4 separate regions of the Homo sapiens genome follow, and all the other regions are linked to region 1. Evidence: read pairs that join two places in POLR2A ChIA-PET (ENCODE). Cell type or tissue: PC-3. All regions are shown on one strand. Links, peaks and the distances in the headings refer to the core of each region. The heading gives the core; the rest is flanking DNA. Region 1 overlaps MIR9-2HG (MIR9-2 host gene). Region 2 overlaps TMEM161B-DT (TMEM161B divergent transcript). Region 3 has its middle 23 kb from the start of LINC02488. Region 4 has its middle 24 kb from the start of LINC02144.

Region 1 (5,944 bases), core at 665-5,664:
GGCTGCTGTACACGTGCCAGAGTTTTACTACTGTAGTGACCGTTGAGAAGACCCTTGTTTATTTACATTTGAAGCACTGTTTGTGCAAACAACCTTTCATTGTTAAGTGCCTGTATTCCTTTCATTTACTTCATGTCCAGGGGTGCTATTTACCTAGAACCATTGTCTACTACAATTAACATTTACATTACAAAGTGTGTGGTTTTCTTTTTCAAGGAGGTTCAATTAAGGCAATAAGATGTTTGCTGGAGAAACCTATTGTTTACTGAAAGCACTCAATGAAGTCAAATTACTGAAGCTTTTGCCTACATCTTGGTCTTTTATGTAAATATGTTAAATATAACATCTAAGGAAAATAAACAATATTATAATTATGTGTTTGCCATTGTCATATCAAACTTGCTTTGTATCATACTAATGTTACATAACTTATCGATCAATAAAAATACATTTCAATGTTATTATTTTCATTTTATTTTTTGCTGTTCCACTGCCCTTGGTGCAACATGTCCCAATTTTTCTTTTTTCTATTACACATCAAACTTCTGACATTTTGTTTTATTTGTGTGTGTTGAAGAGAGGTACTGTATCTGAGCATAGGTTTGAAGGGTGTTGGAAATAATCTGTACATTGACCTTATAATAAGGTGATATTTCTTTGAAACCCGTAATATTCCAAAGGCATGTACATTTAAGTCAAAAGAAGTGTAAATATCAGTTAAGTAGTTCTTTGAAACCTAGTTTTAACATTGGCAGAAACCGGATCAAGTTTATTTAGCATACCACTGCATTGTAAAACAGTTGGAGTGAAGTTGCAGGTTGCGTGAGTATGCATGTTAACTAGTGGGAACCAAGTGCAGTCTTTGTGAAAGGGGAGCAGCAGATTGCTGTGCAAGGCCAATGTTAAAAAGGCAGCTGAATTTAACACCATCTGGAAGAAAAGATCCCTTCACGACTTTCTCACACCGTCAGACAAAACTAGTGTCTCTTGTTCCGAGCCCTTGTCTATGCAACCATACAATACTGAGTCATTATACTTTTGCTGAGAGAAAATTTGAGAACACAATATGGGTAACCAGTGAATGACCAAGTTTCATTGTGCCCGCTTAAGTCGATTGAAATCTACGTCTAGAGCTATGAATGGTAGTATTGTTTTCCTCACCAGGGCTGTACTAAATGTCAGCACAGTGTAAAGAAAAACTGTAAAGAAAAGTCTGCAAATAACTTACCAAATCTCAATTATAATATTTTCCCACACTAGAACTAATATCATTGCGAGGGGCTACATTGCAGAAAATACAAAAAGAAACGAAAAGAAATAGTTCATTTAGAAGTTATTTTATCCAGACAAACATTTTAATTTTCTGATGGGAACTTCAATTCAGGCTTCAGGCTGGGATGAGAGGTGGAATTCAGTACTGGCGAGTTCAAATTACAAAAATTCTGCTTCTGCAATTAAAATACCATAAAACAAACACCTAGCCCCACCTGAAGTTCTCTATTCTTAAATATAAATGGACTCTATGTGGGTTTTACTACTTTAGTCCTGCATAGAATTGTTAGTGTGAATCTAGCTTAAATTTTGCTTTAAATTATGGCACACTGCTCTTTCAAAGTTTGCCACTGTGATTGACATTGCAAAAGAACATCATTTCCCAAAATATTTAAGAATATTCTGGCACCTCCCTAGGCGGATTCTGGCGTGCCCAGGAATACACTTCCTTTTTATGTTATGCCCCTCCCCCTACTTTCTAACTTTTTCCCCCTCATGATGTGTGTAAATCAGTTATCCTTCGGTTTAACATTCACGAAATCTATTTGACTGTAAACAGTCAGAAAAAGGAAACAAAACAGTTCAAAAAAAGTAAATGGAGTTGGTTGTGTATGTTTTACTAGGATGTCTATTTTAAATGTAATTGACTTTGCAATTTTGTTATTGTGTCACCAAGTGTCTCATAGTTCTTAACATGTAAGTGCAAAACAATGAGTAATTGCTGTTTTGCTGAATAATACATCTGAGTTGCCAACGTCAAAGGTATTATTTTGCGTATTTCTAAACAGGAACGTTAACTGCAGGTTTTGACATCTAGAATCTTTTCATGAAATACTTAGAAATAGGGTGATAAAATGATACCTGTAAAAGTAAATATAAAGATAGAACCCATTTATTTTCTTTACCCTACTTTGTTATACCAGAAAATTAACATTGAAAAGTCACTCACTAATCAAATAATAAAGGATATAGGATAAACATAGTCATACAAAAAATACAAAACAACAACAAAAATGAAAATTGGATAAAGGTTAAAAAAAAGATTCAGGAAGACTTCTTCAGTGTCCTTGCTGAATGTGAATGGGTATTTTCACTAGTATCAATCCCTTAATGAAGTTGCTATTATGCATAATAATGAGACATGCATTATTTACATTCAAAATGGAATATTTTCCAAAGTGACTGTTCTTTAGGTCACCTTGAACAGTAAATTTTCCACCACAAGAGTTCTTTGTGTTTATTTTTAAAATTAAAATAATTTTCTTATTTGGAAAAATATAAAATTCTAATTTGATTTTTGTGTAGCCTGATGAAAATTAAGAAACCATTTAAATTATAAGGAAGCCATATAGATGGATACATATAAATATTTTAAGATATTTTAGCATTTTAGGAATTTTGACTTTTCAAAAATGGAGAGATGAAACCAAAGGCTTTATTTTCCAATGTGGCTAGAAAATGAATGACAGTATGTAACTGTCTATGTATCTATTTTTTTCCTATGAATCTATACATCTGGAAATGTCACTGTGGTTTCAGAAAATTGATACCCTTTCCTCCCTAATGTGCTACAGTTAAGTAAAACACACCATAATATGTTGCATTTAGTGGGAACTGGGGGTGGCAGTGGTGAGATGGGCAACACAGGACAAGGTGTTCTTTAAGACTAAGAACTAATTAGAATCAGTTATTGAGTAAAAAAGATATCTATAATGCTGGGTCGATTGTTTTAACATGACTACTTCGAGATAGTTAAACAGGTCCTACAGCAATTGGGACATGTAAGGCAGTTCTTCAGTGTCTCTGGATTTTAATGGATGGCTTTGTTAACCCTGTTTCTTTGCTCATCGGTTCTTAACACAACTTAAACAACCTAGTACAGAAATCAGCAGAACCCTCTATTCCTGTTTGCTCAGAGAACCCATTTCACCCCTTCTGGGAACTGTTCGACTTATTTGTGGAATTAATTCTAAGATGGTGAATGGAAATGGAAAGTATATAGTTGTGATTGATATTAAGGAATATTTATCTGCCCTCAATCAGGGCTGCGAGAGTTAGTGCACTTCCTTAGAAAGGTGATGACCATGTTTGAGGTGGGAGCGTGTGGCTTTCCGCTTTTCAGCCAACTGCCAGACCACAGGGGGTAGGGCTTTTAAAAAGTGCAGATAATCGACTTTATTCAGGGAAATACGGAGTTTTGAGCCATATTTGTTCAAAAAGCAGCACATCACTGTGCTTGATGGTTTGACTTGGTTTTAGTTGAGCGCGGGCATAGCGCATTCTGGAGATCTAAAATTAGCCAGGCTTAGCAGCCGCCTTGCAAGGTACTTGGCGTGGGCGGTGCAAAGAGGAGACAGCCGACTCTGTGACTGGCTGCAGATGCGGTTAGGCTAGGCAGTGGCAGCAGCGAAGGCGGCTGGCCCGCCGCGGGGCAGGACGACGCCTCCCGGTGACCGCCAACTGCCCGAGTCCTCCTGCAGCTGCTGCGGCTCGCGGCCCTCGCCTGAAAGCGGGCGTCTGATTGGTGTTTCCCGGGAGACGGGCTCCTCTAGCTGATGGAGCTGGTGCGCCGGCGCGCGCGCTCCCGGGTTGGCGCGCGACTGGGAGGCCGGGGGCGCGCTGCGGCCCGGGTAGCAGGCTGGGAGGCCGCCCAAGTTTGCGCTAGCTCAAGTTCCCGTGCCCGCGCTCGGCGCCTTGGAGGCTGCTGGACACCGGCGCCGCGCTGCGGGGCTCGGCAGGGGCGGGTCGTCAGACTGTCCTTTGCCTGGCACGCTGAGCTGCGTCCGCGAAGGCTATTCCGGTTTTTTTTTTTTTTAAAATTATTATTTGCCAGCCTCTCGGCCCCTAATCAGCGACCTCGGTCACTGCCTCTGCGCCACCTCCGGTCTGCGGTTGCTTGGGAATCCCTGAGTTGAGCTTGTGAATGGGGGTGGCGTCGAGGTTTAGTCACGCCTGGACGTCGGTTAGAGGCAGGCATCTCCCAGCGGCCACCCCCTGCCACAGGGCACCTTCCTCAGGCGGCACGCAACTTGTGGTTAAGAAGCTTTCTTTTGCTGACACTCGGTGTCTCTAGTTTTGCCCAGGCTTCTTCCCTGGACGTGATCAATATCATTGATATAGATATTGTGTAACCCCCAAATCCCCCCTCCCCGCCACCACCACACACACACCGTTATTAACTTAGTGAAAAGCTGCTAACGGAAAGGGTCTCCCTGCGGGGAAGCTGGGTGGGGGGCGGGGGCGGGGAAGTTTTGCTCGGTGGCCGGCGTTGGTGAGCGCTTGCCACTCTGGGCCCTTCCCTGGGGCAACTCCCACTTCTACCCCCATTGCCCATAGGAGCTCAGGGCACATCTTACCCCATCATCAGATTTGCTGGAAATATTAATCTCCTTGTTGGGTGGATACAGTAGAACTTGTTCAGAGATTACTTTAAAAAGAGATCTGGGTCTTAAGCACTTACTAAAGCCAGTTAATAACATCATGCATGGACATTTAAACTTGTTGTAAGTTGCAGAGAGGATTAGCGGGAAGTCACGCTGTGCGCAGCTAATGATACCATCTTAACTCTAACTGGGCTAAATCCAACTCGCCCGGCACAGGTCCGGCTCTGCGGCCCTCGGGTGAGGCTAGGAAAGAGCGCCTTGGAAAGAGGTCTTGGAAAGAGGGCCGAAACTGGCGGAGCCGCCCCGATCCTTACTGCGGGTGACGGTCACTGGTCCTGGGAGGCCGCGGGCGGTCCTGCTGTTGCGTAGGCACGAGCCCAGGGACTGAGGCCCAGGCCTCCCGGTGCACACTGACACACCGCCGTCCGCGGGCTGAGCTTCAGTGACACCGAAGGGCACTGGCCAACATGTCAAAACAGTTTTGATTCCATGAACCAAAGGGCGCACAAGGTCTATTGCAAGCTCAGGTGAAGTCGTGGGACTCCAAAGGTAGTGGCTTTCTTGCTGCTGGTCGATTTGCATTACAGAGGCCGTTTACTTTCAATTCCACTTTTACAAAAGTAGTCAAGCTCTGTATTTCACAGGTAAATTTCGAAGGATATTATTAACAACTTCCTGTCATAGGCTTCCTCAACTACTTTCGGTCTGATTACTGTTTTAAAGCAGTTTGCTACCACTTTATGACAGGGCCAATGAGAAATAATCTTCAGAAAATGCTTCGAAAATGCTGCGTTATTAAAACACTTACCTAACAATATTCATTTAATTCTGTCACTAAGTAGCTGTCTGACAGATTTCGTGTTTTCTCTGAGTTTCTTTTAATAGTCACTGGCCCTCGGAAAACAAGTTATCAGGAGAATTTTAACTGCAACCTGGCTCTTGGCTTTTTTAAGTTTTAAATTCAAACTTGACAAGGTTAAGATTTTTTTTATTATATCATTAATAGCTAGTGGGAGATTGGAAAAAACTACAGACGCTAATCACTTTAATAGTTGGTGAAAACCTGTGAAAGGAACCACTTGAGAAAAGAGATGTGCGTAAAGAAAAAAAAAAGATAGACAATAAATACTTTCTCTGAATCAGGCCACAAAAAATGATCTACAGAATATTACCCAGAATGTCTCTTAAATCTTTGTCTTTTAGGGAAAAATGTCTTCCTACACACACAAATGTATACATATGAATGAAATTTACTGGGATGGAAAAATTTCTAACAAGTATGATTTAGA
Region 2 (5,944 bases), core at 304-5,303, 370 kb after region 1:
TAAAATAATGATAAAAAGTATAGTATAGCAAATATATAAGCCAGTGACAGTTGTTTATTATCATTATCAACTATTATATACTGTGGATAATTGTGTGTGCTAGACTTTTATACTAGACTGGCAATGCAGTCGGTTTGTTTACACCAGCATCACTACAAACACGTGTGATAGGTTGTGCTACATTACAATTACTACAATGTTACTAGGCAATAGAAAATTTTCAGCTTCATTATAATCGTACAGGACAACCATTGTATATAAGGTCAGACATTGGCCAAAATATCGTTATGAGGTACATGGCTGAAGTTGTTTTATGTATAAATAAAAGTGAGCTTTGCCTAAATTTAATTCCATGTTTGAGCATTCACTACTTTAAAAAGGACTCTCAGGGCACTGTAGCTCATACCTGTAATCCCAGAACTTTGGGAGGCCAAGGAGAAAGATCGTTTGAGTCCAGGGGTTCAAGACCAGCCTGGACAACACAGCAGGACTCCGTCTTAAAAATAAATAAGTAAATAAAATAAAAGGAGTAAAATTCTCCTGTCAAGTAAGTATACCTCACACCCTTATTTCTATGGCATTCTTCAATAAGAAAAACATTCGTATGAGAAACATTCCATATTATAGATTATAAAACAGCTCATACCATGAAAAGTTCAAACATGAAAAGAGTCCATGAAAACAAAAGTGAATGAAGATACAAATTTCCATGCTTTCCAGACCTTAAAAATAAACATATTAAGTTATTTTTGGCATACAGTCCTATAGAATTTTATCACATGCAATTGTTTAATATAATGATCACTATAATCAAGATATAAAACTATTCCATCACTCCAAAGAAATTCTCTTACGCTGCCCATTCATCATCACACCCTCCCCACAACCCTAACCCCTGGCACTACTGATCAGTTCTTCATTGCTGTGATTTTGCAATTTGAGAATGTTATATAAACAGAATCACATAATACATAACCTTTTGAGATTAGCTTTTATTTCAGTCAGCATAACAGCCTTGAAATGCACTCAAGTTGTTGTATGTATCAACAGTGCTTTCCTTTTTATTGCTCAGTAGGATTCTGTGATAGGGTTATACCAGTTATCAATTGGAGGACATCTGATTGTTTCCTTTTGGGCTATTGTAAATAAAGCTGATATGAACATTTATGTACATGTTTTTGGGTGTAAATTTTGATCTCCCTAGAATGAATATCCAGTAGGTGTATTACTGGGTTGTATAGTAAGTGCATGTTTAACTTTATAAGAAACTGCCAAACTGTTTTCTAGAGTGGTGATATCATTTTACATTAGCATCAGCAATGTATGAGAGATCGAGTTACTCTGCATTTTATCAGCACTTAATATCATCAGTACTTTTTATTTTAACCATTCTAACAGGTGTCTGGTGATATATCTCATTGAGGTGTTAATTTGCATTTTTCTAATGGTCAATTATGTTGATATATAATAATGCTTTACACTTACATCATGTCTTGCATTTTTGCAAATAATGTTTTAAACATCTCAGTTAATCTTCACAAGTACAGTGTGGCTTATTTATTTTATGTATTTATTTTTTTCGAGACAGACTCTCAATCTGTTGCCCAGACTGGAGGGCAGTGGCTTGGTTTCGACTCACTGCAACCTCCACCTCCCAGGTTCAAGGAATTCTTGTGCCTCAGCCTCCTGAGTAGCTGGGATTGCAAGCGCCTGCCACAACACCGGGCTAATTTTTGTATTTTTTAGTAGAGATGCGGTTTCACCATGTTGGTCAGGCTGGCCTTGAACTCCTGACCTCAAATGATCTACCTGCCTCGGCCTCCCAAAGTGCTGGGATTACAGGTGTGAGCCACTGCACCCGGCCCAGGGTGGTTTATTTCAACTGATAAAAAGCTGATATATAAATCTGGAAGAGAGAAAAATGTTGTTACTCCAAAGCAGAATCAAAAGAGTTTCAAACTCAAAAAGAGATAGAGGTACTTTAGTCAAACGTCCCCATTTTATGGAGAACTAAGTTCCAGGGGGATTAAATGGCTTCTCGTACAGCTGGAATCACACCCAAAAACCACACTTCTGATGCTTGAATCTCTTCCATAATGTCCTATCAAGGAAGTGATAATTTATGCTTGAATCTTTCAAGTGACTGGGAAACCACTCATTTTTTGCCCTGTTCTTTTTGGATGTGTTTCCTGACATTGAACTGAAATGACATATAAGCAAGTGACTAAGTCTGCAAGTATTTTGACATCGAGTTGAAATGGCTTGCTATAGCTCCTGCCAATGGGTCTAGTTCCATCCTCTGAGACCTTCCAGTGGAAGCGTGATCACTTTTTCACATGGCAGGATGTCAGATGCTTGAAGACAGTCATCATGATCTCATATATATATATATATTCCAGGCTAAACATTTACATTTTCATTCAACCGTTCTTAAGGTGAGTTTCTTCATCATTCTGCTTGCTTTTATGTAAACCAGTCCTAGATTTCTTAGGGTGCAAAATACTGAAGAAAATATTCCTAGTAATACAGCCAGGTAATACATTTTCCAATTATTCATAACTGCTGCAAGAAATAATGTAATGTCCTTGCCTTTCACTTAGTATATCATGAGTATTTCTTTATATCATTAAAAACTATCTGTAAGTGTATTTTTAAAATTTTAAGTTGAATCCTTTATTTTAAAATTGTGTTTATTTTTTGAATGTGTTACACGCAACATGGCACAAAATTCAAAACTTTCAAGAGGTTTTACAGTAAAAAAATCATTTTTTCCCAGACTTCTAGTTGACTATAACATGCTATTCTAGAATGTGACATAATATTTCAGACACCTGTTTTTTAGAGACATAACTGTTTATGATTATGACACTATCATATGGCTATACTATCTTTTTAATCATTCATGTTAAACTTTTTTGCCATTATAAATAATTTGATTATGAACTTCCTTATATATATATAACATGAATATATTTTAGATTATTTTTAAAGTAGATTCTTAGAAGGAAATTGCTGCATTAAATAGTATGGCTTGTACATAATTACTTTCCACAAAATTACTATTTTATGTTTGCACCAGTAGTATATGTTTATGGTAAATATTATTTTTTCCAGCTTATTAAATGTCTAAAGGTGTTTCACACATGCCAGTCCCTGTGCATATCATACAATTAACTGTAGTTTTTTTTACTAAATATAATGCTAAATAATGCCTTACAATTAATATTTGTTGTATTTTGTGTTTACAAGTTTGTTTTATTCACCAGATTTTAAACTCCTGCAGTCTAACATACCTTATTCATATTCTAAAGCCTAACATAGACATTTACACAGAGTTGATATTCCAGAAATTTGTGACATCTAAATGAGTGAATAAACTTAAAAATCCTACTAGTTTGTTGGACTCTGCCTATATTGTTATAGACTCTCAAAATTTTATTGATTCTAATTATGCCCATACAGAATTTAGCCCAGAGTCAACATCAAGCTGTTCCAAAGTTTGGAAAAAATACTATCCTTCCTGATTTTGAATCAGGTAAAAATTTGATAAATATGGATTCTATGTTTTCTTTTAAGTCAATGAAACACAGAAGACCGAGGACTGTAATTCTATACTAAAAACCTCTGGAGAGGCTGACTGCCATCTAGGAGTCAGTACCCTTTGGATGCTAAGTCCTTCCCTGACAGTACTACCATCTAGCCTCCCCAACCCCTCCAACTTACTCACAAGGATATGATAAAAAAAAAAAAGTCAGTAATACCTCATGGGCCCAGAAAAATATTACCTACTGCATTTTATTGGTTGACTAGCCTAGTAACACTATCAGAAAGAAAATTAAATTAGACTGAAATTATTATAGATAAACCCGTGCTGTATTCGATTGATTACTGCTTTCTCTTATAGATGCTCCCAGAGCATCCTTTAATTATTCCTTTTAGATTGTTGCCTAGGATCAGCACGGTCCTGGCTGGTTATCAGGGGTGTTGGAGAATCTCAGTTGAATGAATAAAGTCCTAGTCAAATAAAGATTATTTATGTGGGAGGGTTTCCATGTGATATGGATTATCATTTTATATCACTGGCACTCCCGTAGATGTCCATAATCTTTTCTGTATTTCTTAGGGTTTGTGACTACTTAGACTACTGAGAAAGTACTTTTTCCTATTAATAGTTTGGATAGGGTCGAGTAAAGTACCTGCATACAGACAGCTGTGACTCCTGCTACACGTGAAGGGGATGGGAAGTGGGAAGCAGTTGTCAATTAAACAGAGACTCTTCCTGATCACATGAAATACTCTTTGGGTGATCTTTGGATATTAGCTTGGCTGCCACATGACTTCCCGGTTCTGGTAACCTGTAGTAACCCTATCAGGTCTATTTCAAACTCTGGCAATCTCTGTCAGAGCAGAGACTGTGGGGTCTGTAATTTGCTCATTCCATTCTGGTTCACATAGTCCCGCCAAGAAGTCCCTCAGACCTCCTCTACCCTCCAGCACCCGTTTCATTATCTCCCATTCCTTCCAACCCAGGAAAACCTAATTGTGATGGTTAATTTTATGTGTCAACTTGGCTGTGTTAAGGGCTATCCAGATAGATGATAAAACAGTATTTCTGTGTGCCTCTGTGAAGAAATTAGCATTTGAATCAAGACTGACTAAAGATCTGCTCTACCAGTGTGGGTGGGCATCATCCAATTCACTGGAGGCCTGCCCAAATAGAACAAAAAGGGCAAAGAAAAGGTGAATTTGCTTTATTCTTGATTTAGGACCTCCATCTTCTCCTACCCTTGGACATCAGAACTCCTGGTTCTGCAGTAGTCAGACTCTAGGACTTATACTAGCATCCCTACCCCACATTCTCAGGCCTTATTACATTGGGTATTAAGTTATTGATTCTCCTGGTTCTCAGCCCTTTGAACTTGATTACACCACTGGCTTTCCTGGTTCTCCAGTTTGCAGACGGCAGATCTTGGGTCTCTGTGATTGAGCCAATTCCCATAATAAATAATCTATCTATCTATCTATTATCTATCTATCTATCTATCTATCTATCTATCTATCTATCTATCATATATCATCTATCTATCTAAAAAAGATAACCTGAGATACAATAAAATTTTAAAGAGTTTATTTGAGCAAACAGTGATTCACAAATCGGGCAACTCTAAACCAGAAGTTGTTTCGGAGCTCTGCTGAGCACAGCTCAGCAGTGGGGAGGCTTTTATAGGAGGAACAGGAAAGCAAAGAAAATATTTATTTGGTTATAGTTATATCATTTCCTTCTTTGGTCATCCTCTTGGAAAGTCCCTAGCTACATAATTATAAAGCTGCTTCTGACTGATTGAGCTTAAGTTGTGTTATATTCATTTACCGGAAATAGCTCCAGTTAACTTTTAGATTATGTTTGCAAATCAAGTAAGGTTAACTTATGAGGCCTAACTGGGTTTCTCTGCACAGAGATTCTTCAGGCATGGTCTCCATTTTAATTTGCTTTAACAACATGTATCATTCTATTGGCTTTGCTTCTCTGGAGAATCCTGACTAATACACGAGTCTTTTAGAGATATTACCGGATTCTCTTTGAACTCTGTGTATTAACTTTACAGGGTTTCTGTAACAAACTACCACAAACTGAAGGCTTAAAACAATAGAAATTTATTCTCTTACAGTTCTGAGGCCAGAAGTCCAAAATCAATGCATTAGCAGGGCTGTACTTCTACGGGAGGATTGAATATCTGTCCTTGGCCTTCTCCAGCTTTAGTGGCTGTCAGCATTCCTTGATTTATGATCACATTACTCCATTCTCTGCCTCCACGGTCACAACTACTCCCTCCTCTTCTCCATGTCTTCTCTTCTGTCATATATGAATACATGTCATTGACTTTACAGTCCACCAGATAATCCAGGATGATCTCCTCATCTCAAGGTTCTTAATTACATCTGC
Region 3 (5,944 bases), core at 274-5,273, 1.0 Mb after region 1:
TACTGTGTGACTCCACTTACATGAGACATCTCATGTAGTCAAGCTCATGGAAACAAAAGAGTAAAATGAGGATTGCCAGGGGGTGTGGGAAGGGAGATTTAGGGAGTTTTTGTCGAATGGGTGTAGAGCTTCAGTTTTCCAAGTTGAAAAAGTTCTGGAGATCTGTGGTAGGACAATGTGAATATTCTTAACACTATTGAAGTGTACACTTAAAAATGGTTAAGATGGTAAATTTTATGTTTTTTATCACAATTTTAAAAATTATAATTTTTTTAAATGAAAGTTCTTTTCTTGTCAAGATAGAATAAATATACTTCAACTTGTCTCTCAAAATGAATGCAACTAAAATCCCAGAAGAGAATATATGGGACAGTTGAGAACTAAGAAGTAAATGATAGTACCACTAAACAAGCAGTAAGTTAACAGATTTTTTTCATTTTTTATTACCTGGCCTGAATGCAAATGCAGTCCGGAACCCAATACTGCATACAAGGTACAGACAGAAAGTGTTTCAAAAGAAGCTCTCTATTTTTGTTATGAGGGATCTCTTTTCGTCAAAGATAATGAGGAACTTTCTGTGTTGTTCAATTTTTTTTTTTCTCTCTCTTGTCTTACCACCCTACTCCGCAGGAGATCACACAGTGGCAGTAGCAGAAACAGAAAAGATAACTTGAAAGATATTTACAATTTCATCAAAGAGAAAACCTCTCTGATCAGAGGACCTGTAGTCACAAGAGCACAGGAGAATCCACTTGCTTTTCCTTTTTATCTCTTTCTATTCTTTTTACCATTTTGCCCTGTAGGTATACAGGGTAATGGAAAGTACATGGCAGAGCCAGAGAAGCAAGAACACCAGCTTTTAGCCAGAGAACCAGAAGGAGAGGGCTTCTGGGAACTATAAGGTGTTAGAGAGAGATGGAGGGAACTTTAAAAAGCAATTCTATAAAGTTGCATATGAATGCCATGACTCACTCCTGGGCCCCATGTGCATGAATATGACCCTGAAGAGCACAGTAAAAGCTTTCAGAACTTAACTGTAGTCTTGACTACAGCCCAGGTCCCAGACTGTCCACTAAGTGGTGTGCATGTGGGAATACCACTGCAAAGGCTTTAAAAATTGAACACAACATACAAAGATAGATATGGACTTGTCTGCACCCAACTGGATCAATTGCCTGCTAAAACAAACAATCAAATATCAACATTCTATATAGGATTTAAACAAGACTAAGAGTTTTAAAATATGATACTTTAAAAGCACGGGAAACAATTCAAAATCACTTGGTGTAGGAAGCACCAGACACATTTCAACATCTCATAAGAAAAATGGCACAAGAGTAACTACACCAAAATGATACAGATATTGGAACTATCAAACACTTTAAAATAGTGAGTATAACCATGTTCTAGGAAGTAAGAGCAAACATCCTTGAAATATATGGGAAAATAAGAAGTCTTAACATGAAAATAGTCAATATAAATTACGAAAATTTTAGAATGAAAAATAAAACAATGAAAATAAAAAATTTTCAGTTGAGGTCAATAGCATAATGGAAATAAAAGGGGAAAGATTAATAAACTTGAAGATAGATTGATAGAAATTATCCAATCTGAATGACAGAGAAAAAGATTGAAAAAATAGAGACCTGGGGACCTGTAACACAATAATAAAAGGTCTAAATTTATTTATATTTCCAGACATAGAAAAGAATGTATGCAGAACAAAATGTTTAAAAATATAATCGCTGAAAGCTTCCCAAATCTGGTGAAAAATGTAAACTTAGAATTTCAGAATGCTCAGCACACATAAAAATGATACAGCCAAAGAAATCTCTTCCAAAATACATATTATAATCAAACTTCTGAAAGCTAAGGACAAAGAAAGAATCTTGAAAGCAGCCATAGAAAAATAATACATTACTAAATTTAACTCCAGATTTCTCATCCTAATCCATGTAAGGCGGAAACAGCAACATTTTAAAGTGATGGAAAAAAAGAACTATAAACCTGGAATTCTATATCCAATGAAAATATCATTCAAGAATAATGGTGAAATAAAGACATTCTTGGATAAAGGAAAGTGAAGATAATTTGTTACAAACTGACATGATGGAAAAGAATGAATTGCTAAAGAAAGTGAAGCCACCTTTGCAAAGAGTGTATCAGTGAGAAAAATCTAACATGGCTGACTCCATCTTGCTTCTAGCTTTACAGGCTGCTTGTCTTTGCTCATTCCTGGGTGTAGGCCAATCCAACAATGGGAGGAATTTAGTTTATGCTTAACTTAGAAACAAAGATAATAATAGACCTTCCCTAAAACTAAGTCCCTTTTTGCTTAGGGACCAAAAATGAATGAAAAGCCACAAGATTAGAATTATGAGAGGGTCCTGAATTCTGCTAAAACGTAGGCATAGTTTTTATAATCTCTTACTGCTCAGAAATCCTGTGGCTTGCGTTCACAAGATTTGTGACTTCTCCAATTGCTCCTATAGATAGCATCACTATTGTAGAAGCTAAGATTGATCTATTGAGAAGTTTTTCCAATTTTTGCATTCTGGGAACTGACTGACCTGTCCAAGACCCATGACTCATGACTCAATCGGTCCTGTGTCCCCCCACCCAGAGATGGACTCAGCACACAAGGACCATTTTCCATACTCCATGACTTCATCCCCAATCAATTAGCAGCATCCATTCCATAGCTCTCACCCACAAAATTATCCATAAAAACCCTAGCCTCTGAGTTCTTGGGGAGACTGATGTGAGAGATAGTGATATTGGAGGGATCAGGGAAGTGCTGGGTAGAGAAGGGCATGGTCCCTGGCGAGGGCTCCACCCCTGGGCCTATGCCCCTGGACCTAGGTGAGGATAGGCACTCCCGTTTACCCACCAAAAGAGGTAAATTTAAAGCAGAGGGAGACTTTTGGATGGCTGATGGAGGCCCTCGTTAAGTAGTAAGAATGAAACTGGAGAGAACAAAACAATATAACTTGAAGATGAGAATGAATAAGAGAGAGGAGTAAAGAGTAAAACTAAAGTCACTGCTGGGGAAAAAAGTAATCAATGTTATACTTCTTCATTCAAGGCTTTCTAGTAGTTAACTGTAATTATTTCAGTGAAGTTTGGAAACCAATCTTAGCTCTATAAGTGAAAAAGTGGATTTTTTTCAAAAAGAGAGTTTTGTTTCTCCTGGGAACTGAAAATTGGAGTAGGCTTTCATAAAGAGAAGGGAAGCAAATAAGGATAGTACAGTACTACTGGGGAGAGAAAAAGTGTAGAGGGTGAGAGGAAATGGGAACAAGTCTAAAATAATGTACTCCAGAGATGGAAAACCCAAGATGGCTAGTTGCAAACTAAATACAAATTGACCTGAAAATGTTGTTAAGTATTCAGTAGGTGCCAAGCTGGGGCAATGCAATTGACACAGGAAGTCCTTGTGCTGTGTAACTGCAGAAGTAGCTGTAGGCATCACATTAGGCTGCTAGGTTTCCACATTTTGAAGGTGATCATACTTCACTCAAGCATTTTTTTAGTAGAAGTCAAAGAGGAATTTGCCGGAATAGCAGGACTGACCCCACTGTCCCCACCCCCACCCACTTCACCCTCCCTCCCTGTTACAAGCATCGTACAATGGGCAAGTATTGGCAGAATCAGTGTTTTAGCACTGACCTTTTGCAGGAAGAAAGTATCATGAGGTATTACCAGTTGCCAAGGAGGACTCTGAGTTTCCAGCTTTCTCTGTGTAACACTGTTGTAAAAGGAATTAGGCTATGAATGTCAACCTCTGAGTTTCTGGAATTATCAAAAAGGAGTTAAGGTGAAAGAATCGTGATAGGAAAGAAAGATAAGCTTGAGAAAGCCAAACAAGACTTGAAATAGTTAATTTGAATAATGTGCAGATACGAATTTATTTTGTACCACCAAAACTGAGGAAGTGGGAAAAGTCTTATTTAAATATAGGACAAGTATATTCCAGTCATAATATAAATGAAACATATTCTTTCTCCTTCAGTAACATGAAACATTAGTTAGGCTGGAAACATGATATTATATATAAACAGAAATGTGAAGCTTTTGTCTGGTAACTTCTCCAACTACCTACAGTCACTCAATACTTTAATTGCGTGTTTTGTAAGGCAGGACCAATTTTCATGTTAAAAAAAAAAAAAAGGACTGCCTGACTAAGGTCTGTCTACTTAATAATTCCTTTTGAAATCTATTTGCTTGCTGCATAGATAGGTCAGATTCACAATTGAGATGATTACATAATCAATTAAAGGAGAAAGAATATTTATCTTCTCACTTAAACAAATTAACATTTTTGGTGTACCAGGAGTTCTCATTTTCATTTATTTATAATAATTAGAAATGTTTTTAGATCTAGCATCTTTCTTTAAATTATGGATCTAATCATCAAGTTAGTTTCAAATCAGACTCAAAATAGACAACAGATATTATGAGCCTTTTAGCATTACCAAGTTTAATAAGTATTCTTTGAAATAATTTTAGTAAATATTTTTTCTGACACAAGCTAAATACTTGAAATAGGAAAAAAAAAACAAACTCAACTCTACTTTGATGATTTGGTTTCCAAATTCTGAAAAATAATTACTTCACTTTAAAAAGTAACTTTGTCTTCCATTACCATCTTAATATAAAACCATCAAAAAACATGTGGTCCATCTGCCTGAACAGGGTGCACAGGACCAATTTACAGGAGAGGCTATGTAGTGCTGATGAAAATCGGTACTTGCTCTTTCCACCGGGCATCACATTGCATCTGTTTTTGTGACAGCATTGGATTCAGAAATTAAGCACAGCAGGAAGGAAGATCTTGCATAGATTTAAAATATATTGCATGTTCTGACATTATTAAAAAAAGTGGGGAAGACTGAAAAACCCTCAACCATACTTAGAGGACACTAAACTGTATTTGTGAAGTGGGGAGATAGGACCTCCTTTTGAAGAACATTCATCCGCAAAGTTTACCAACAGCAAGTGCTGGTGTATCATTCTGACCAGAATACCTGTGATAAGATTATTTCCAGCATTTCTAACAACCAAATTTCCCAATTTTAGAAAAGTAATCTCTATTATTAAAGGCATTCTATAGTAATATAACACATTTATAAAATATAGAAAACAAAAATGTATATCTCAGCCCATTATAATAATACAAAGCAAATATCCATGTTACCATCAACCAGGTCAAGAGCACTGCCAGCACCCCAGAAACATCCTCATGCCTCCTCTAAATCATGTGTCTCTAAATATTGTACTTTAGTATTGCATATATTTGGAACTTTTTACAGATAAAAATCTTAGAGTATGTACTATTTTGTTTGAGGTTTCTTCTACCCACATTATGGTTGTGAGATTTATTCAGATGTGAGGATGAATATAATTCCTTCGTTTTCATTGCTGTATAGCAGTCTGTTGTGCATATGCACACAACTTACTTGGTCTGCTATTGATGGACATTTGGGTTGTTTCCAATTCTTGGGTGTTGTGAACAATGCTGCTATCAACATTAATGTATACCTTTCTTGTTGCATGTATTGGTGCGTTTTGTATGCCTAGAAACTGAATCTCTAGAATACAGGATAAATTCAACTTGAGAAGACAATTTTTAAAAGTTGTCAAATGTGCTTAATGTAATAGGCACTCCACCAGCAACAGTATTGATGTTGCTCTACACAATCACCAATATTTTGTCATGTCAGTTTTTTCCTATTTGCCTGACCACTTTGGTGGATATGAAGTGTGTATCATTGTCATCTTAATTTGTATTTTTCTAATTATTAATAATGCCAAGCATCTTTTCATGTGTTTCTTGGTCACTTAGATATTCTCTGCTGTGAAGTGTCTGTTCAAATGTTTTCTGTTTTTCTATTGGATTATCTGTGTTTCTCATATTGACTTGAAAACGTATTTATAGGTTCAA
Region 4 (5,944 bases), core at 304-5,303, 900 kb after region 1:
CAAAAAGACTAGAGCAGCTTGCTGGAGATGCAGCATGGTTCAGCTGGTGGATAAGAGCACAGACATTGGAGCCGAACTGTCTGGAGTTGCAATCCCAGCCCAACTACTTTCTAGCTAGGAGAACTTAAGCAAGTTAGTTAATTGTTCAGTGCTGCAGTACGCTCACCTATAAAATGGAGATGTTAATAATGATTCATGACTCATAGGGTTGTTTTGAAGATTAAATAAGTTCGTAGTTATAAGGTAATCAGAGAGGTACCTGGCATATAGAAAACTCCATAGTAGTACTTATAATAAATAAATATTCTCAGCAAACACTATGAGCAGGAAATTATAATTAACTTGGATGACCATAACCATCTCTTTATCAAGGAACAGCAGTAGTCAGAAAGGAGAAACTTCAAGTTTTGTTGCTCTCACTTTCTTCCACTCAATTCCTATCTCACTTTAGCCCAAATTCATTGAGACTCAGTTATGCTCAAGGAGGGCTCTTTTCCTGGCCTTTCTCCAATCAAGAAAAAAAAAAAAGCTTTTGTTGATCTTAACTAATTATCTCTCCTATTAACACTGGAATTGCAATTTCAGAAGATTTGTATAGACAAATGTCTTATATAGTCTCAACTGAAAAACCACTTATGCCCAAACTTCCATATTCTCTAACAATAAGTAAGTTCCATGTATGTCTGACCAGTCTCAACAAGGAATCGAGCTCCTTGAGGCCATAGGCAGTTATCTATTTCTTTAAAATGAAGCAACATGAAGAAAACATAAATAAATGGAAAGATAGCCTGTGTTCATGGATTGGAAAAATTAATATTATGAAAATGTCTATATTATTAAAGTGATCTACAGATTCAATGCAATCTCTATCAAAATTCTAATGTGATTTTTTTACAGACACAGAAAAAAGCAATGGTTAAATTTGCGTGTAATCACAAAAGACCCCAAATAGTCAAAACAATCTTGAGCAAAAAGAACAAAGCTGAGGGTGTCATACATCCTGATTTCAAAACATATTATAAAGTGATTTTAATCAAAACAGCATGTTACTAGAATATAAACAGACATAGACCAATAGAATAGGATAGAAAACCCATAAATAAACCCATGCATTAATAGTAAACAGATTTTTGACAAAAGTGCCAAAAACACACAATGGGCAAAGGACAGTCTTTTCAGTAAATAGTGTTGGGAAGCGGGATATCCACATGCAGAGGAATGAAAGTAAACCCTTACCTTACACCATATTCAAAAATCAACTCAAAATGGACTAAAAACCTGAAACTGTAAAACTACTAAGAAAATATAGGAGAAAAGCTTCACAACGTTGGGTTAGGCCATTATTTTTTAGATATAACCTTTTCTTAAAATCTGTTTCATTGACAAAAATAAAAATTATATATATTTATGATGTACACCATATTTTGATATGATGGAATGGCTGAATCAAATACTTTATATATTTGTTACCTCATATACTTAACTCATTTTTTTTTGATGGTGAGAACACTTAACATCTGCTCTTATCAATATGTTGTATCTTTTCAAATATCATATATATTTTTTAATTTTTTGGGTACATAGTATATGTATATATTTATGGGTTGCACAAGCTATTTTGATGCAAGCATGTAATGCATAATAATCATATCAGGGTAAATGGGATATCCATCACCTCATGCATTTCTCCTATGTGTTATAAATGATTCAATTATACTCTTCTTTTTAAATGTACAATTAAATTATTTTTGACTAGAGTCACCCATTGTGCTAGCAAATACTAAGTCTTATTCATTCTTTCATTATTTTTTGTGGCCTATTCTAACTATTTTTGTGTCACAAGCAACAAAAGCACAAATAGATAAATGGGATAACTTCAGACAAAAAGTTTCTGCACAGCAAAGGAAATAGCCAACAGAGTAAAGACACAACCCACAGAATGGGAGGGAATATTTGCAAACCATATACCTAATAAGGGGTCTATATCCAAAATATATAAGAAACTCAAACAACTCAATAGTAAGAAAACAATCCAGTTAAAACTCGACAAAGGTCCTGAACAGACATTTCTCAAAAGAAGACACACAAATGGTCAATAGATACATTTTAAAATGCTCAGTATCACTCACTAATTAGGGAAATATAAATTAAAACCATGATAAGATAACCTTACTCCTGTTAGGATGGCTTTTATTTAAAAGATGAAGTATAAGCATTAGAGAGGATGCAGAGAAAAGGCAATCCTTATACATTGTTGGTAGGAATGTAAATTAAGTTCCTCAGAAAACTTAAAGTAGAACTACCATACAACCCGGTGATTCCACTTGTAGGTATATATCCACAGGAACAGAAATCAATATATTGAAGAAATAACTGCACTCTCATGTTCATTGCAGCATTATTCACAATAGTCCAGATATGGTAACAACCTAAGTGTTCATCAGTAGAAGAATGGATAAAGAAAATGTGTATACACACGATGGAATACTATTCAACCTTTAAGAATGGGGAGTTTTGTCATTTGTGATAACATGGATGAATTTGGAGGACATTATGATAAGTAAACAAGCCAGGCACAGAAAGACAAATACCAGATGATGTCACTTATATGTGGAATCTGATAAAGTGCAACTCATAAAAGTAGAGAGTAGAATGATGGCTTCCAGAGACTGGGGGAAAAGAAAAAGGAGAGAGGGAATGGTAAATTGTTGATCAAAGGGTACAAAGCTTAGATAGACCAGGGGAATAGGTTTTGAAAGACATTGCACAGCAGGGTGACTATAGTCAAAAATAATGTATTATATATTCCAAAATAACTTAGAGAGTAGATTTTAAATTTCTCACCTTAAAAAATGATAGGTAAGTGGGCTGGGCGTGCTTACACCTGTAATCCCAGCACTTTGGGAGGCTGAGGCGGGTGGATCATGAGGTTATGAGTTCAAGACCAGCCTGGCCAAGATGGTGAAACCCTGTCTCTACTAAAAAAGTTACAAAAATTATCCGGGCACGGCACGGTGGCAGGCGCCTGTAATCCCAGCTACTCAGGAGGCTGAGGCAGGAGAATCGCTTGAATCAGGGGGCGGAGGTTGCAGTGACCCGAGGTCACGCCACTGCACTCCAGCCTCGGTGACAAGAGTGAGACTCCGTCTCAAAAAACAAACAAACAAACAAACAAACAAACAAAAAGTGATAGGTAAGTGATGTGATGGATATGATAGTTTAATTTCATCATGCCACATTGAATACATATATCAAAACATCACCTTGTACCCCATAAATATATATAATTATGATTTGTCAATCAAAAAATATTAATAATAAATAAAAATAAAGTAAAATAAATAAATCTACTCGAAGCAATGAAATAATAAATATGAAGCATAATGGATGCTCTGTTTTCTCATAAAAGAATAATGGTCTTCCTCCGAAAGCTTTTTCCTATAGAACTAACTTTACTTCCTCATACTGATAACAGCTGAGGATGAGGAACATAGGCTACAATGCTGAACCTCTTTTCCACATAAAATCCAAGTTCAGTCATATTTTTTAATCTGTTTAAATTCAATGTAGTAAAATTACCCTGTAATTTCTTATTATAGATAAAAGTATATCTGAGATATAATTTAATATCTCACAAATCAAATATGATATAAATAGAGCTTTAGGAAGAAATGGATCCATAGAAGCATATCAAAACACTTGTGTTAATAGCCAAAAAATGTTCTCAGTGAAAAACCACTTATAGTATAACTAATTTTTCATATTTTAAGGAAATATAGTATTAATACTGCCACAAATATTCTATCATTTCCAAAAAATTTTTAAATAAATATGCTGGAATTCATGATAGAATGAAAGCTTATGAAACAGAGGTATTTTCCTGTTTTCCTAAAAATATCCAGTAAGAGAAAAATGTATACAGATAATTTTTCACTTTTAAATTTTAATTTTTCAGAATTTTCTATTTATTAAAAGTGGTTGGTTTTGCTTTTGTTTTAAATGAAAGCAGCTTTAATTATCTGACTCTCATTGACTGCTAATGACATACTAATGTAAATCTCAGGGAATAATCGAGGAGAAGGCAACAACATGGAATGCTTCTAGATGGCTTGTTTTCTCAGCTCCTCCGAGCGTTAGTGGGCAGGAGAACCTGCTCTTTGTAAGAGGAAAAGACGGCAATCGCACCCCTGATGGGGATTAAAGAATCCTCCCTGTGTCTTTCAGCATAAGAAAAGGAAAGTTTTTGGCACATTAAGAGTGTGTCTCTACCAATGATTGAGTCATTTTTGTGTGCCAGGATACTGTCAAATGTTTGACACATGTCATCCCACTGGATCTTTACAACCATTATTTCTATTTTACAAAAGAGGAAACTGAGCCTTGGTGCAGTTAAATAATTTGCTCAAGGTCACACGATGGTAGAACTGAGATGGAAACCAGGTGTGCATAACTCTAAAGACATCTGAATCACTAAACTGCCTCTCTTTAAGCAGTCATATAAAGTACACACATTTACGGAACAGCTGAGATGATCAAATTGAACCTTCAAATTCTACATCTCCTCTACATGCTAAAACTAAGCCTTTTATTAATATATATTGAAAATGATTAAAACATAAAATTTGCATTGTACTTTTTATAATACTAGTGATTTCCAGGCTATAAAAGAAAATAAATGATAATAATAACACCTCCAACACCACCTCGAAGGATAATTTCTACTGCCATTTACTAGGCATTTATTTTAGGTACTTTGCTAAGCACTTTACATATATTATTTCATTTTTTAAAATAAGAACTAGCCACAAATTATACAATCTAAAACTCAAATTAAATTGAAACATGTATACATTTTTTCAGAAGTGGAAAATAAAGATACAATTTTCTATTTCCTTGATTTCATTTTCTTTACTTCTAGAGGGCAGATTTTCTATTGTCCAAAGTCTGGTTCTTACAGATCTGAGTGATTAACCCATATCTAGATCTCAAAGAACATGCAAAAGGTACTGAAATCAGTCAGTGAGGGCTTAGCAAGGTAAGACAAACCAAAGACCCAACTGAGAAGTAATTTAAATCAAATTTACTCCTCATTTTTTTCACCTACTCGTGCCAGGTGGTAGACGCTAAATTTAGTGCTTCTCTCAACACTCAGGTAAGTTAGCAGACCAGCATACTGTCACCCTGGGCTAACAGGGAGAATAATTCTGCCATCCCCACCGGTACAACATTAAAGGAAATGAATCTCATTCTGTTCTTTTTTGGGAAGTAATTTATCAGATGATTTATTTACAGTGCAGACTGCATGACAAGTAAACAAATATGTTATTTTTGCCCACTGTAGTTGGGTTTTAAACATGAGAAAGAGACAGAGTAAGTGTCTTTCTAGGGTATGTGAGTAGCTCTGACAACAGCTTTGAAAAATAAAGGAACTCCATTACAAGGCGTTTAGCAAGAACTGATTTACATACTAGAGTAGATCTTTCATGAATTCTGCCAACGTAGAGAGGGAAGGGGAGGAAAAAAAGGCTCCAATTGCATGCTACCACTGTGCATGTTGATGAATCCCCCAGCACATGTTAATTAATGCCCCTATTGTGTTTGGCAGACTACCAGGGACTGTGATTGTACACGAACTGATCCTTTAAATGGAGAGTGGCTTACTCTATATTGAAAAGAAAGAGATTTGTATTTGTATAAGCCACAACTATTCCTTAGGAATAAGTGTTTTGCTTTTAGTGCAATTAAGAGAGACGAACTGCCATCTATCACAATATTTTATCATTACACTTAAAAAAAATCCTCAACCCCAGTAAAGCAAGTACAAAATCACAGAAATGTCATTGTTTTTAAGGAAAAATATCATTGCTCCCATTGCCCTATCTAAATCAGTGCCCAGATTTCACTCATAAATGATGACAATTAATACTGTTATCTATTATACCAT

Evidence for each region. Peaks named below come from ENCODE experiments on the same cell type or tissue, not always from the same donor. Only the 100,000 strongest peaks of a DNase experiment are listed, where the experiment ranks them.
Region 2: POLR2A ChIA-PET joins it to region 1 with 11 read pairs; 3 of 35 experiments call an interaction of 5 or more read pairs at or near these places.
Region 3: POLR2A ChIA-PET joins it to region 1 with 15 read pairs; 2 of 35 experiments call an interaction of 5 or more read pairs at or near these places.
Region 4: POLR2A ChIA-PET joins it to region 1 with 10 read pairs; 2 of 35 experiments call an interaction of 5 or more read pairs at or near these places.

Annotation. Positions count from the first base shown.
Region 1 is chr5:88,658,962-88,664,905 of GRCh38, reverse strand. All of the region lies in intron 2 of MIR9-2HG (MIR9-2 host gene), which reads left to right. Among named protein-coding and RNA genes, the nearest start is that of MIR9-2, 5.0 kb to the left of the region's middle. RefSeq lists enhancers at 1-435, 436-1,259, 3,084-3,909, 4,506-5,017, 5,018-5,531 and silencers at 3,375-3,454, 3,775-3,964. In PC-3, for the core only: no CTCF peak of the experiment used is centred there; DNase peaks (open chromatin) are centred at 3,765 and 4,195; H3K4me3 peaks cover 1,734 bases; H3K27ac peaks cover 746 bases.
Region 2 is chr5:88,287,346-88,293,289 of GRCh38, reverse strand. The region is part of intron 2 of TMEM161B-DT (TMEM161B divergent transcript); the gene reads right to left. Among named protein-coding and RNA genes, the nearest start is that of TMEM161B-DT, 21 kb to the right of the region's middle. In PC-3, for the core only: no CTCF peak of the experiment used is centred there; a DNase peak (open chromatin) is centred at 2,309; H3K27ac peaks cover 456 bases.
Region 3 is chr5:87,636,165-87,642,108 of GRCh38, reverse strand. No RefSeq gene overlaps it. Among named protein-coding and RNA genes, the nearest start is that of LINC02488, 23 kb to the left of the region's middle. In PC-3, for the core only: no CTCF peak of the experiment used is centred there; no DNase peak of the experiment used is centred there.
Region 4 is chr5:87,753,786-87,759,729 of GRCh38, reverse strand. No RefSeq gene overlaps it. Among named protein-coding and RNA genes, the nearest start is that of LINC02144, 24 kb to the right of the region's middle. RefSeq lists an enhancer at 3,916-4,555. In PC-3, for the core only: no CTCF peak of the experiment used is centred there; a DNase peak (open chromatin) is centred at 2,579.